Regions from separate parts of the Homo sapiens genome. Here regions 1 and 2 are each linked to region 3. Evidence: chromatin contacts called from ENCODE Hi-C or POLR2A ChIA-PET data. All regions are on one chromosome and are shown on one strand. Each heading gives the region's core, a stretch centred on a gene start or an enhancer-like site at or near the end of the contact. The rest is flanking DNA. Distances are from core to core; before and after follow the strand shown. Region 1 overlaps CDKAL1 (CDKAL1 threonylcarbamoyladenosine tRNA methylthiotransferase). Region 2 overlaps LINC03005 (long intergenic non-protein coding RNA 3005). Region 3 overlaps CASC15 (cancer susceptibility 15).

What was found. A loop is a pair of places that touch in the nucleus more often than their neighbours do. ChIA-PET counts read pairs that join two places held with the same protein, here RNA polymerase II (POLR2A). Pooled maps may share reads with other maps.
Region 1: a map with no recorded cell type shows a loop between it and region 3 (2.9-fold over the local background). The contact joins two enhancer-like sites. A Hi-C loop is called at or near these places in 2 of 37 single-sample maps with no recorded cell type and 2 of 50 pooled maps.
Region 2: a map with no recorded cell type shows a loop between it and region 3 (5-fold over the local background). The contact joins two enhancer-like sites. A Hi-C loop is called at or near these places in 3 of 37 single-sample maps with no recorded cell type and 2 of 50 pooled maps. POLR2A ChIA-PET finds 5 or more read pairs at or near these places in 1 of 52 experiments (GM12878).

What each region holds. Positions count from the first base shown.
Region 1 is chr6:21,185,042-21,190,003 of GRCh38, forward strand. The region is part of intron 13 of CDKAL1 (CDKAL1 threonylcarbamoyladenosine tRNA methylthiotransferase); the gene reads left to right. Among named protein-coding and RNA genes, the nearest start is that of LINC00581, 320 kb to the right of the region's middle. RefSeq lists an enhancer at 769-1,495. Within about 2 kb of position 3,615, at least 4 of the 41 ENCODE cell types and tissues checked have a DNase peak (open chromatin) inside an H3K27ac peak, as active enhancers do.
Region 2 is chr6:22,654,781-22,659,167 of GRCh38, forward strand. The region is part of intron 2 of LINC03005 (long intergenic non-protein coding RNA 3005); the gene reads right to left. LOC105374973 (a long non-coding RNA gene) reads left to right here. Exons shown (of 5, transcript XR_007059497.1): 3 at 1-252; 4 at 1,186-1,232; 5 at 3,150-4,387. Among named protein-coding and RNA genes, the nearest start is that of LINC03005, 61 kb to the right of the region's middle. Within about 2 kb of position 2,956, at least 3 of the 41 ENCODE cell types and tissues checked have a DNase peak (open chromatin) inside an H3K27ac peak, as active enhancers do.
Region 3 is chr6:22,060,352-22,064,804 of GRCh38, forward strand. The region is part of intron 8 of CASC15 (cancer susceptibility 15); the gene reads left to right. Among named protein-coding and RNA genes, the nearest start is that of NBAT1, 85 kb to the right of the region's middle. Within about 2 kb of position 2,785, at least 3 of the 41 ENCODE cell types and tissues checked have a DNase peak (open chromatin) inside an H3K27ac peak, as active enhancers do.

The sequences.
Region 1 (4,962 bases), core at 2,365-4,864, 870 kb before region 3:
CTATATAGGTTTTCCCAGCTACTCCTTGAGTTGGCTTTGTTTCTGCTATTTAGTCTCAGGAACTGTTGCAGTGGTTCCTATCTACATCTGTGATAAACAGCTTTTCCTAGAACAACTTGCAGACATGGCAATGTTCAGGTTTAAGTAGACGATGTACTATTGTGTTTGGCAGGAGAGGCCATTAAAAAAAAAAAAAGCAGCCCTCATACTAAATTTCTTTTGAAAGGTGTTACTGATCAAAAAATATAGCTCAGAATTGAAAATTGTTTGGACTAAATAACTGTGTCCTTTCTCTCACCTTCCCATTCAATCCTTCCACCTAAGTAGATTGATATGAAAAAGTACATAGGATTGCTTAAAGCTTTTATCTTTGTTAGTAATCACCCTGGAAGAATTTTTAAATTATTGATTTAAGTAGAATCTTTTATTCTTGGTTTAAATGTATACAAAAACTACCTACATGCTCACCTACAATCTCGATTTTCTTTGAAATTCATCTATTTTCTCACTTGTCTACATCAAGGGGAAATAGGGAGCGAGGATAGGTCTGAACCAAAGTACTCCCACTTAAATGGCATGATGTGTCTACGTATCTATGTGTGTGTGCGTGCCTGTGTGTGCACATAGCAAATTACTGGTTGCAATAAAATTTGTTAGAATTTCAATTTGGCTTCATTAAGTCTGAGACAGTGAAGTAATACTAAGGGAGAAATAGAATAGGTGAAGAGAAATAAATACTAGATCAATTTTCTTTCAAGAAAGACGTTTTAGAAGAAGTAGTATTCATTTTTTAGGTCATCATTGACATTTCTCAATATTATATTCCTATAAACTGCATATCAGGACTTGTATGTGCTTGAGGAAGCTACATTTTCACAGCAGGAGAGGAAATCAGAATAAAGCATTGAGATGCAGGTGCACAGTAATACAAGTGGGCTCTTTCCCCTGCAGCCTGAATGCCTGGCCAATAATGCAGAAGCTCTTGGAGCCGGGCTCTCAGGGTCTCCCGGAGCTAAGCCAAGAAGTATGGGGGTGGGGCAGGGGGGGTCAGGAGAGAATAATTGTTATTCAGTCTTCTTTAATGAGATGTATTGCCCACTGCTGAAAGATTGTGGCAGTGCCTTTTGTTATGCTAATTAGACACCATTAGAGCTTGGCTCTCTTTGATTTCTGCTTAATCTTTTCTGCTTCCTCAGCCTCAATCCTGACTGGCAAATGGTTGAAAGATGGTGGGGTGTACTGCACGTGTTATTTATTGCTCACATCTATGCTGAGTTCTTTGGGGAATGGGGGGGAATGTAAGATTTATCTTACCAAAGGCAGTTCCTATTTTGGACGTTCATTTTTGGCTTATTTTTAAAAAATGAATTTTTTGATAATGATTACTTTCTGCCTTTTAAGTCCAAATGCCACTGTTTTTTATATGGTTGCTTTTGCAGCCACACTGAATGGAAAATGACAGATTGGAAAATGTAGATGGCCTCTCCTTGGTTGCCTGATTTTCCCTAAAAACAGTGAGCAAGCTGATCATGCCATAAGGTTTTAGAGATGCTGTGGTCAACCAGAAAAATGGAAGCAAGAATAATTTAATGGTCAAAAAGAGCAATTTTGCTATTCAAAATTCCTGCCTTTACAGTTTATAGACATGTGTATACATTCCTTCCTAAAACTAAAACATTACATTTACATGATTACCACAGTTAAGAGTGTGGTGAGGTTTTTTTTTTAATTTTTTTGAAAAATGACTAATATCCTTTCTAAAACAGTGAAATGGTAGATTTCCGTTAAATTTTTAAAAACAACATCATAATGTTTTAGAGCAGCCCTCTCCAATAAAAATATGGTATCAACCACAGATGTTACTTCACATTTTTTGATAGCCGCATTAACAGAGTAAAAAGAAACAGGTGAAATTTGTTTGAATAATATATTTTATTTACTCCAGTATATCAAAACTATTATCATTTCAGCCTGTATTCAGTATAGAAATTAATGAGATGTCTTACATTCTTTTATTCATGTGAAATTTTTGAAATCCGGTGTGTACTTTGCACTGGTGTATGTTTGATAACACATCTCAATTGAGATTCGCCACATTTTAAGTGCCCAGTGGCCACATATGGCTAGGACTACTGTATACATGGTGCAGTTTTAAAGTAATTGGGTAATTCACCACTTGCCTAAAACAACTGGCAGGATAGAATCCATTTTTAACATTATAGATTAAATATTATGAGGTATGTGACCTTGACCAAGTCACTTAATCTCTAAGGGACCTGTATTCTCATCTGTAATATGAAGAGTTTGTCCTAAATGATCTCTGAAGTCCTCTCTTCTATCCAATCCAGCTCTGAATTCATGATTTTAAAAATTCTCATTTAGAAGTTGGGTAGGCTGGAGCTTATCCATCCTTTCTCATAATTTAGTATTTGAAAAGAAGCTTTCTTATGCCATAAAGATAATTAGAAAGCGTCCTGCATACCACACCCACACCTTTTTTTCTTCCAAATGTCTGAATCTTTCTTGGAATTATTCTGAGTTTTATACCATTGGTAATGCCTGGTGGTGTAGCTCACTGAGTTGCCTGACTCCCCATGCTTTTGGAATGAGGACTTGGAGCAATGAAGGTGTGAGGGAAGTTGGCAAGTAGTTACTGCAGATTACTAGATTACATAAACAATCTCTCTCTCCAATGCTTTTGCTTTTGCTTTTCTCTTTTTTTAAATTTGGCTTACTTTTTGTGTCGTCAGTGAAACAAAACTTCTACAAGCACCTTCCAAGAAAGTGACCTATTAAATGTTATCACTGGTCACTTATGTACCTTTTGGGGATGGGGAATGTATGAAAAAAATTTTTTCCCAGAAGCACAGCCCAGTTTCATACATATTTTTGCCCATTTGTGAAAAAAAAGGACATTTCCTTATTTTAGTGTTTATTCGTTGAAAATTAAGTGAAACTTTTTTCACATATGTGCTGTATGTAGATAATTTAGATTTTTGGTTTTGAATTGCTTTTTTAGCAGTTTGTTTTTCTGTTGGGAACATTTATTGTTTTCTTACTGTTTTGTAAAGGCTCTTCATATTATATAACCTATAACATGTCATTAGTATATATGTCATACTTGCAATTTTTTTCTATTTGCTTTTTGACTTTGTTTATGACAATCTTAATATACTTTTTTTAATCAGTAGTTAAAAACTTCTCATTTATGGCAACATAGCATTATGTTAAAAATGTTTCATCAACACGTTACATGTCTAATAATTTATATTTCCTCCAAGTATTTTGTGGCTTCTTCTTTTTCATCTTTTCAACTGACAAATAAAATTGTATCTATTTAAGATGCACAACCTACTTTTATGAGTAGGTCCCTTTCTGAGAATCTGCTCTCAAAGAAGACTGGCCTAGACTTGCCAAGTAATGGCTGAGAGAGACCAGTGGGAATAGATCAAGAGGGTGGAAGTGAACGGAAATTCTGTTCAATTTTTAGGTTTGCGCTTTTCATAAAAAAGTTCTACACTTATATCCAGTGTTGGCTCCATGGGCCCTTTCCATGAATCAGATCTCATGGATAGATCTTACTGGCAGTATCTGGCCATAGAACTTCAGTTTTCAATATTGAGCACTTTCCCAGGCTGCCTGGGCATGACAGAGCTTGCCCAGTGTGGGGAAAAACAGACCTGATGTACTTTGTGCCGGCTCTGTGATAGGAGGGTCAACTTGTTTGGGTTTGTTGAGAGGGTAGATTTCATGTTATATGTTCTTACCACAATTTTTTTTTTTAATTCCACAAAAAGCTTTATAGGCAATACCTTTGAATGCTCTAGAATACTCAGAATGTACAGGCAGGTGGTTAAAATGCAGCTGCTTTTTGAACTGGCAGTTTAGGTAGCACTAGATTTGGATCCCTGACGCCAGGCAGGAAGGCATCAGTGTGGCATTTCCTGTGTAACTATTTGCTCTTACTATTGGCTCTCGATCAGCAGATGAAAATAGCTTTGTTACTAAGAATGGGATTTTGCCCCCAGCTGGGAAGAGACTACCTCGGATTGTCTTCCTCTTACTGGGGTAGACACGGCTAGAAGAAAACCAACCAGCGTGAAGAAAAGCACAAGGAGATTCTTGTTAGAAGAAACTTCATGGTCTGATTCAGTAGAACTGCCTCGGGCCTGGTCTTTGTATCTTGTATCACTGCACAAAGAAGGGAAGAATAACTTTTGAAAAGCCAAATTGTTTTACAATTTTTCTTTCTACTTAGGTTATTTCTGAAATGCAAAGAAAGAAGAAATAAAGCTACTAAGATACTCATGGCAATTAATAGATAAGCATATATACTTAAAAATATGGCTACTCCACTTCAAAGGAACATTCTTCCCCTTTTGAGTACATTTATATCTATTAATAAGTGTATCTAAAGAATTTTTTTTCCACAGAGGACAATGTTTTCAAATAATCTAATGAATGCCTTTTTTTGTCATTGTTTAAGAATCAGTTAACCAGTCTAGCGCTTTGAGAATAAACTGTCCAACATCTTCTCTTAAGAACCCTTAAGTAGACCAACAAATTGATGGCTAGCATTTTGAATACGATGGACTTAAAGGCTCATTACTTGTTTTCTATGCTATCATCATTTTTGACACACATTCTTGTGTCATGGCCCTATTTCATTATAGAATGGCATTGTGGAGTAAGGATGATATTAAATTTTAATGTTATTGCTATTATTACTGTTGACCGTTTTTAGCATAAGTATGCCTGGTTCTTTAATTCCAGCTTCTGCAGGGCCAGAAAATAGAAGTGAGCATAAACAGTCAGGAAAATTACTGTATACCCAGGAGACCCAGCATCGCGTGCTCTGCCTGTTGTGAATGAGGAATCAAAATGGAAAGGTTATCATTTTCATTAGCTAGGAAAGAACAAGACCATACTTTTCTCCAAGTGTAATTACAGCGGTTCACTGGC
Region 2 (4,387 bases), core at 1,706-4,205, 590 kb after region 3:
CTTGAGTATTTGTAAGTACAGAATCTGAGATTAGCTTTGCCCATGGCTTTCCACACATTGATATTTGATGGGACCTGACCCTTAAATAATCCCAAGTCATAGAAAAAGAATTTTGTGGAATAGTTGCACAGAGCATTTGCTTACTCAGTTCTGTTGCCCAGGAGCCCAAACGGTAGAGGGAGGAGAATGTGAATTCTGGAATTAGGAAGACTTGAGCTTGATTTCACCTTCTGCCATTGAACAACTGCTGAGGTTAGTTTCCTATACTCTTTGAGTCCCAGACCCTTATCTCTAAAATTTAGAATAATAATATCTACCTCACAGGATTGTTAAGAATGCTAATTGAGATTGAATATGTAAAGTACATGGCACAAAACATTCAATAAATATTAGTACTATTTAATTTAGCCTAAGGGTCTTGCTGGGTTTTTAGAGATGCTTTCCTGCCTCTTGTTGGCTCTACTGTTTACATAATTACTCTTTATTTTTCCTTTTCTCTAAAATGTTATTAATGTTTCAGTAAATCTTTTTTATATTGAAAACAATTTCTTATATAAAGTGGAACATATTGGGGGGAACTTTTCAGTAGTCATCCCGTAGGCTAAAGAAACAAAGAAACAAAAAAGATAGATGTTTTACATGTTTTTATTCTGTTGATGAGCCTCTGAGAAGATTGTTCCAGGTTCTGACACAGTCTCACCCAGGACCAAGATGGTTTTCTTCACTTTCCAACCCAATGATCTTTTAGTTTTAATATGAGTAAATCTAAGCATTGAAATACAGCATTTCCCACATAATTGTTTTTATACATTTAATATTTTAGCTCATGCAGAAAGGGGAGTTTCTGGAAACCATGCCTAAAGTGACCATCTATTGTAATCCTTGGAGAGTGTGACAATAAAAATTGTCTTGAACATTTATGTATAGCTTCTGGAAGGAGGCAGGAAAGACATCCTTAACCAACTAATAGAACTTTCACTTTTAAGGATCTGCAGTGCAGGTGATTAATTAGTAAAAATGGGCCCTGATACAAAGTCAACTTAGGGTCCACTGGATACTGCAACAAAGGACTTTTATTGTTTCTTCTTGAGTAGGGAAACAGATTTGCCTAATCAAAGACCAGATTCTTTCTTAGCAGTAAGGGAAAGAAAGTAGGTAATACTTTTTGTTTGTTTTTCCCTTCAGTAATGGAGAAAGCTCACAAAAGAAGAGAAGGGACATGCTTCACTCAGGTAGGCAATATTGCTTCTTTAACCCCAGGTGCAGCTATAGAGGCTTCCAAGTATATTAAGGTAAGAAGGCATTTGAGAATGGAGTTTACGCTGCAGGTACCCATGTCTTCCCGCATACTCCGGAGACTAGATTTGGGTTTGAATCGATTCTGTGGCTTTCTTTTACAAATTTCACTCCAGCCTAACATTGTCTCAACATTGTCCTCGCCCACTACCAATAATTTCCACTTTAGTAACAACATTCAACTATTCTTGAGAATAGCTGAGCCTCAAATTGGGTAACACCACCTCATAGTGTCATAGAACTGAGATCCCGTGACCCTACCAACCTATAGGTGTGCAGTGCATCAGCTGCTGCAACTTGTTACCCAACTGCTGCCTCTGGTCAATTAACAAAAATAAACTTCTTTCATAAAGGCAACTTGTTGGCAAAGATTTTCTTACTTAGTAAGTCTTTCCACCTCTGGTATTATAACAGAGAGGCCAAAACAAAATTAAAATTAAGATTGTCATCAGTAAGTTCTCAGGGTTAAGTACGTATACCGCTTTTGAGTTATCTTTAAAACAACTTAAGCCAAATCCTCCCTTAAAAATAATGGTTTGAATTAAATCTCATGTCTCCCAACCTGCAATCCATGATGAACAAGCTGAACTACAGCCTTAAACAACAGAGAAATCCTTGGAACCAACATTTAATTAAAAAGACCATTAGACGGTGCCTCATTGGAAGCACAGAACATGCTTAAATGAATTTTTCAATATGTAGATAAATGTTTTACCATTAGGGTTTCTTAAAGGAAGTAAAAATTGGCAACTCATTAAGAGTGTACATAGGTACTATAAACAGACAACAAAGTGCCTCTGGCATGTTTCATGATTTAGACATCAAAAGAAAAAGTCATAAAATCTACTTGCAGTAAAACAAAGTCCATTTTTCCTCAACAAGGCTGGTATCTATTAGCTACCTCATATGTGGAGAAAGAAAAGTTACCAGTCCTTTAATCAGATATATCTGAAATGTTTTGGGAATAAATATGAAATAGCGAAGAGTGTATGTATTTGATGTTTTCTATTTTTTACACTATACAAATGAGAATGACCTTGGTGGTTTAAAACATTCATCCTCTCTGTTTCTAATAATACCTACAATCAGTTGTGTGTATTAAAAGCTTTGTTAATAATCTACAAGTGGTAGGTGACCTCAGCATTTAGTTCTGTGGTTTAAAGCATGACCAAGATTGTGTTTTTGTTTTCCCCATTTTACAGCTAAAAAGTATGATGTTAAAAATACTGACAAAAACGAGTTGTTGCTATAAATATGTGAATCAAATGGGAATTTTCTGGACTTTGTTATTATGAACATTGCACAAAGAAAAAGCCAATGCATCACACCAGAATGTCAGTGGGATAGAGTACTGAGCCAAAGGAAAAGGGCAAAGAGCCCACTTTGGTACACCTGGAGTAGATTACACACATGGGGTTGATCTTTCCCTTGAAGCCAAAAAGCTCTGGTAATGTGCTCTCCACAGTACATGATAGAGCAGGGTAAAGCTGGAAATTAATCACCCAGTGCTACCAGAGCAGTTCATTACATGCAATTGACAGCTTCCTCTCTGTATTTTTAGATGGCTAAGAATCAAGTAGTTGCACATCAAAATGTGATTTTTTTTCTTGCTTCTTGGCACAGGACCCGTATCTGTCATCATTTCATGTCCTCAAAGGCCTGAGAGAAGCTGCCATCCTTGGGCAACAAAGGATGCCATGCAAAGCAGCTCAGAACTTGAGTTGTTTCAACAGATGCTGTTTTATGTTTTGCCAAAGAATGGCCCCTTTTATTTCTGTCATGAATGCAGTCTTTCTTTCAGTTTCTAAATGTTTGCCAGTATTAACCCTAATCCTTATCTGTCATTCTTTTAGGATGATGGGCTGTCCTTTTTCCTTTGGAACCAGCATAACCTTCACCATGTAAATATGGATTGCAAAGAAATGGAAACGTGGTGCTGTTCACCTTACAGCCCCTGATGATTTCTTATAGTGGGGGAGAGGGGGATTGCACTTCAAGGTCAGAGTAGCTGAGCCACGTTATTCCAGTGTAAGAAAAAATGCTAACATTGAAATGAGCAATTTTCCCCTGTAAAGATTCTCTGCCTAGGGGAATAGAAAGATCAGAAAAGGGAGCTGGTGGAGGAAAGAACTAGAATAAACAAAGCAAGCTCAGAACAATTTATTCCTATGTTTGTTTACTGAAATAGAACCAGGAAGGACCGATGAAGGTCTGAATTAATGTAATTTATAAGAAGAGAGGCTCCCCTCCAAGGCAATGAAGTGATCTCTTTCCAAATATGTAACCAGGAGTGGCTCCCTATAAACCCAAGGCATGTCAGGGCAAAGATGGTATTCCAGATCTTTACAGCCTCCCCACTTTTTGCCTCAGAGAGAGTTCCTAATTCACCATTTAGGGATTCAGAATTGTTAATCAAACTTGCTCTGATGAAATTTTGAGGGTTGTTCTGTTTCTTGTCACAAGTTGAATTGTTCAAAAGCACTGCATCACAGATCTGATTTTCCGCATTGCGCTAGCATTTTCTTACCTTGGGGCAGGCAAAGGGCTAGTCAAACTTTAAAATTGGAACTTCTTCCATTTTTTTCCCTCAGAGCATTTGAAGTTTTTTTGTTTTGTCTGTTTGCTTTGTGTCTGTTACATTTCTCTATTTTGCTTTTCAAGTGCAAAACTACTGTGCTGGAGATGATAGAGGGGATACATAAAGGGGGAAAATACATGCTCAAGGAAGTTCACAGAGTGGATACTCTATATCCAATAATAACAGTGAGGAAAGAAAGAATGCAGTTGAAGATATGAGGGGCAGAGTAATACAGAGATTTTCACAGATTTAGAGGATTGCTGCCCAAATCCTTCTGTTTCTCTCTTTTTGTTCCTAGTGAGAGTTGTTAAAATAGCTAACATCAACATGCCTATTCTGCACAGAGGAAGGATATATGAAGAAAGCAAGAAACCACTAGCCTATGTGCAGGGTGATATGCCTTACAGCCATGCTCAGTTACTATTTTTGATCGTGGGCCTAGAAATAACCATCTGGGCAATCAGACTTTTGCATTGACATGCAATGTTGGCTAAATCCACAGGCAGCTGGCTG
Region 3 (4,453 bases), core at 1,535-4,034:
GTAAAACAGCGTATTTAAAGTTTCTAAAACAACTATGTACATACACAGGAGGATTGCTGTACACATTTGCTGTTATTGTAGTTTTCAGTTGCTGTGTATCATAGGTGAGTTGATACCAACCCTTTAGTGTCCCATTGACCATGTTACAAAATTTAATAAACACTTGTGTTACTCAGAACAAAGGAGGAAACTTGTGCCTTGTCTTCCCATATTTTGGGCTTTGTTCTACAATATAAAATATATAGTTTTTCTACGGAAAAAAATCCAATAGAAACTGATTTCTTAAAGGTAGCACAATTTGAAGAGAGAAAAATCTTATAGTTTAGTTCATATTAGGTGGACTCTTCGTTTCCTTTTGACCGGGTCAAGGCTTTGTATTTTTGCATCTATACTTCTGAAGTTTCTGCCCCGCACCCCATCCCAATCACATTCAAAATCAGGCTGACAGTAATCCTGTACGTGGAACATGTGCTGAATCCTCATGGAAGGAAAGGTAAAGAAATGAAAGCCCTGTAGAAATTAATATATTTCCTTAGAGGTGGGCATGGAATGTAGCTTTTGTTAGGCTTACAATGCTGCGTTGAAGGTTTGTCAGCATTTTGTGCACACAGATTCTTTAAAACTTTTAAGGATTTTTTCCCTACATTATTGCATTCAGTTGGCATCATTTCTTTCTCTAATGTGTGACCTTTGACATCTATCAGAAAGTTTCAGTACATCTTTGGATGCCACACCAGCTGGGGGCAGGGACTACCCCGTTATTATAGTCATGGTTCAGAAATACAGGTTCTTCCCCCTATTTTTATACTTCCTGCATAGATGGGTTTCCTTTAGATGTGGATATTTCTCTTAAATGCATACTCTTGTCTCAAAATGGTGAAGGATACCAGTGTAGTAGTTTCTTCTTCTACTTCTGACAGTTACTGGGAAACTTGTGTCTTTCAATAAAATGCTTTCTAGAAGAAGGCAAGGTGGCTAGAAAATGTTAAGGCAGCTCAGGGACCAGTGGGAGAAAATAGATGTTAAAGGTAAAAAGTGACTTGTGATTAGTTCAGTTACGGAGTCCAAAAATCCAACCAGGTTTGTAGGTAACCAGTTACGTTTCAAATGTGATCTTAAGCCCACCCCGAGTGAGTGAACCTCAACATGAGAGTAGAAGACTCTGGAAGGGAAGATGTGAGAAGATAAAATACTGTTTTCAGAGCCCTAGGTTTTTGTTTGTTTGTTTGTTTGTTTGTTTGACATTTTTATGAGTGGAGGAATAGGACTACCTCTGGAACCTAAAATTGGGCTGAAATCCAGGTCCAGTTCTAGGTGATTGCTCAGGGTCCCTTCCCATTCCTTCCTCCATCTGCTCCTGCCCACTTGAGTGAAGGAGGTGAATAATAAAAGAGGAAAGAATGTGGATGAAAAGGAGAAGATGCAGAGAATGAAGATTCTCTGTCCTTTGTAAACCTTTTGTCCTAATCACCAAAAGTATTGTGGCATGTGTAAGTCTGAGAAAATATTTAGGTGAATCCCTTGAAATTGTCAGTATTTCAAGGGTTAAAAAAAGACAGTTTCACATAGTTCAAATGAAAGCAACAATTAGGTTTTTGCTAGAACTTCTCTGGGTCCACCAATGGGATGTATGGAGTGGTTTTAAAAAACCACACAAGGCTGGGCGCGGTGGCTCACGCCTGTAATCCCAGCACTTTAGGAGGCTGAGGCAGGCAGATCACCTGAGGTCAGGAGTTTGAGACCAGCCTGGCCAATGTGGGGAAACCCTGTCCCTACTAAAAATACAAAAATTAGCTGGGTGTGGTGGCACACACCTGTGATCCCAGCTACTCGGGAGGTTAAGGCGGGAGAATCGCTTGAACCCAGGAGGTGGACTTTGCAGTGAGCTGAGATGGTGCCACTGCCCTCCAGCCTGGGCAACAGAGTGAGGCTCTGTCTCAAAAATGAATAAATAAATAAAAATTTTAAAAACCACACAAGTTTTGGCATCCAACTGGATTTTTTTCCTTTTGCATATGCTTTTCTAACATATGCAGATATTTTCTTTGATTTTTCTTATAATCAGGCTTTCTTACTTTTTCTAAAATTGTAGTTATTGCCTCGAATCTCATAGCAGAGGAGTAGAGGCAACAAAAAGGAGAGCCAAGTGTGGGAGCAATTGAAGACCGTGGAGTTTTTTCAGATCATTCGCCTGGGAACTTGCATGGCAGTTGTGGGGTTCCAAAGATCCAAAATCAGGTGTTGTAACTTAGCTGACTTGAATATTTACTTTGAAAATAAGAAATGAATGTTAAAAAGTTGAAAAGTTATACACATGGGCACAATTTATTGAAACCTTTTCTTAGGGTAGATTGAACCTTGTTGAAAGTTGTGAAATTTGCTCAAATAGTCATTTTTTCTCTTTTTTTCTAGGTCTGAATGATTTCATGAATATTGTGGTAGTTTGGGCAAAGAACAAATTTGCTTAGTCAAGAAACATTAAAAGCCTCTACGAAGGCCTAGAGGTGGTGAAATCAGTGGTCCTCTGGTGGGCATGGTGTGTGTGTGTGTGCGCGCACACGCGTGTGACTCATCTGGGGTTGGCTCAGAGTGAAAGAGACAGATGCTTCCTTCGCCTGCTTGTTTCCTGGTTTTCAAAGCCCCTATTTCATTGTTGTTTTATTTTAAGGTTCGATGCCTTCTCCATCCGTCAGTGAGGGTGTGGAGAGCCTGCAGGCGTGTGCCTCCCTCTGTAACTTGCTATTCCTTGTGTAATGTCAAGTGGAAGTGTGAAGCACCACAAACTGCTCTGAGCAGAGCCCACTTCCCTTCACCCACGGAGAGCGTGAAGCAGTTACACCAACATCAATCAAGGAAAACCCACAGGCTGAGCTCACACGGTTGAAGCAGGTGCGTGAGCGAGCGTTCTGTGACAGGCACACGTGATTGAGGTGTACCTCGGCGTCTTGCCCACAGATGTCGGTTGCGATGACTGTGTGGGGCTGTGCCCATTCCCTGCAGAGCCGAGCCTGTCATGCTTGTGGGACACAGTGGGTGCAGCTCTTGGCAGCTCAGTGGGGTGAGCAGGTCAGGTAGTTCTGAAGTAGGCTTCTTTGCTGTTTACTCACTTGTTTAATGGTGAGGAGAAGAATCCAGGAGAAATAGTGTTTTATTTTCTTTCAGTGGTGTTTTGCAGTGAGAACACCCCTGGGATTACTCCTTTAAAACAGTAAACAAGAGGCCGGGTGTGGTGGCTCAGGTCTATAATACCAGCTCTTTGAGAGGCCGAAGCAGGAAGATTGTTTGAGCCCAGGAGTTCAAGATCAGCCTGGGCAACATCTCTAAAAGACACCATCTCTAAAAGAATTTTTTATTTTTTAATTTGCCTTGTGTGGTGGTGTCCCCTTGTTCTCCCAGCTACTTGGAGGCAGAGGTGGAAGGATCCCTTAAGCCTGGGAGGTCGAAACTGCAGTGAGCCATGGTTGCGCCACTGCACTCCAGCCTGGGCAACAGAGCGAGACCCTGTCTCAGAAATAAATAAATAAATGAAATAAAATAGTAAACAAGAAAACATTAGTATTAATTGATTTGCTAAGCCTAAGGGGGAAAATGTAAGGTCTTGAATCTCTGTATGTATGCATATGTGTGTATACATATCTATCAATATCTATCAAATGTGTATGTATGGAGTGGTTTTAAAAAACCACACAAGGCTGGGCGTGGTGGCTCACGCCTGTAATCCCAGCACTTTAGGAGGCTGAGGCAGGCGGATCACCTGAGGTCAGGAGTTTGAGACCAGCCTGGCCAATGTGGGGAAACTCTGTCCCTACTAAAAATACAAAAATTAGCTGGGTGTGGTGGCACACGCCTGTAATCCCAGCTACTCGGGAGGCTAAGGCAGGAGAATCGCTTGAACCCAGGAGGTGGAGTTTGCATATGTAGAGTAGACGTTTGTGTACACACATATATGTATATGTAAATATGTGTGTGCATGCATCAACACAGGCACCAATTTAAAGCAAAACTCAAGTGGGCCATGAGATAAAGAGAGAATGTCAATATCTAGACATTTAAAAATATCTGCTGACAAGGTGAAGGGGCTAGTAAAAAAATGCATATCTCATCCTAAGTCGAACCATCTTGATATGTATTGAGCTTTAGAAAATTTTCACAAAAGTTTTGAGCAATCTTAATTTTAAAAATACAGAGGCAGTTAATACTAAGACTTCAATATATATTGTGCTTTGTAAAAAGTGGCCAGTCTCTCAAGGCTGCTAATACCTGCTATTGGTTATGAGTATCTACTTTGAGCTGACACTTCAAAATGTTATACATATTATTTGCATTTACATATGTGAAACAATCACCCTTTCTTTAAGCAATGTAAAGTAAAACAAGACATATTTTTAAACTACTAAACTGACTCAGTTGGAGAATAATGATAAAAACCAGTATTACTATGGGTAAGGAAAAA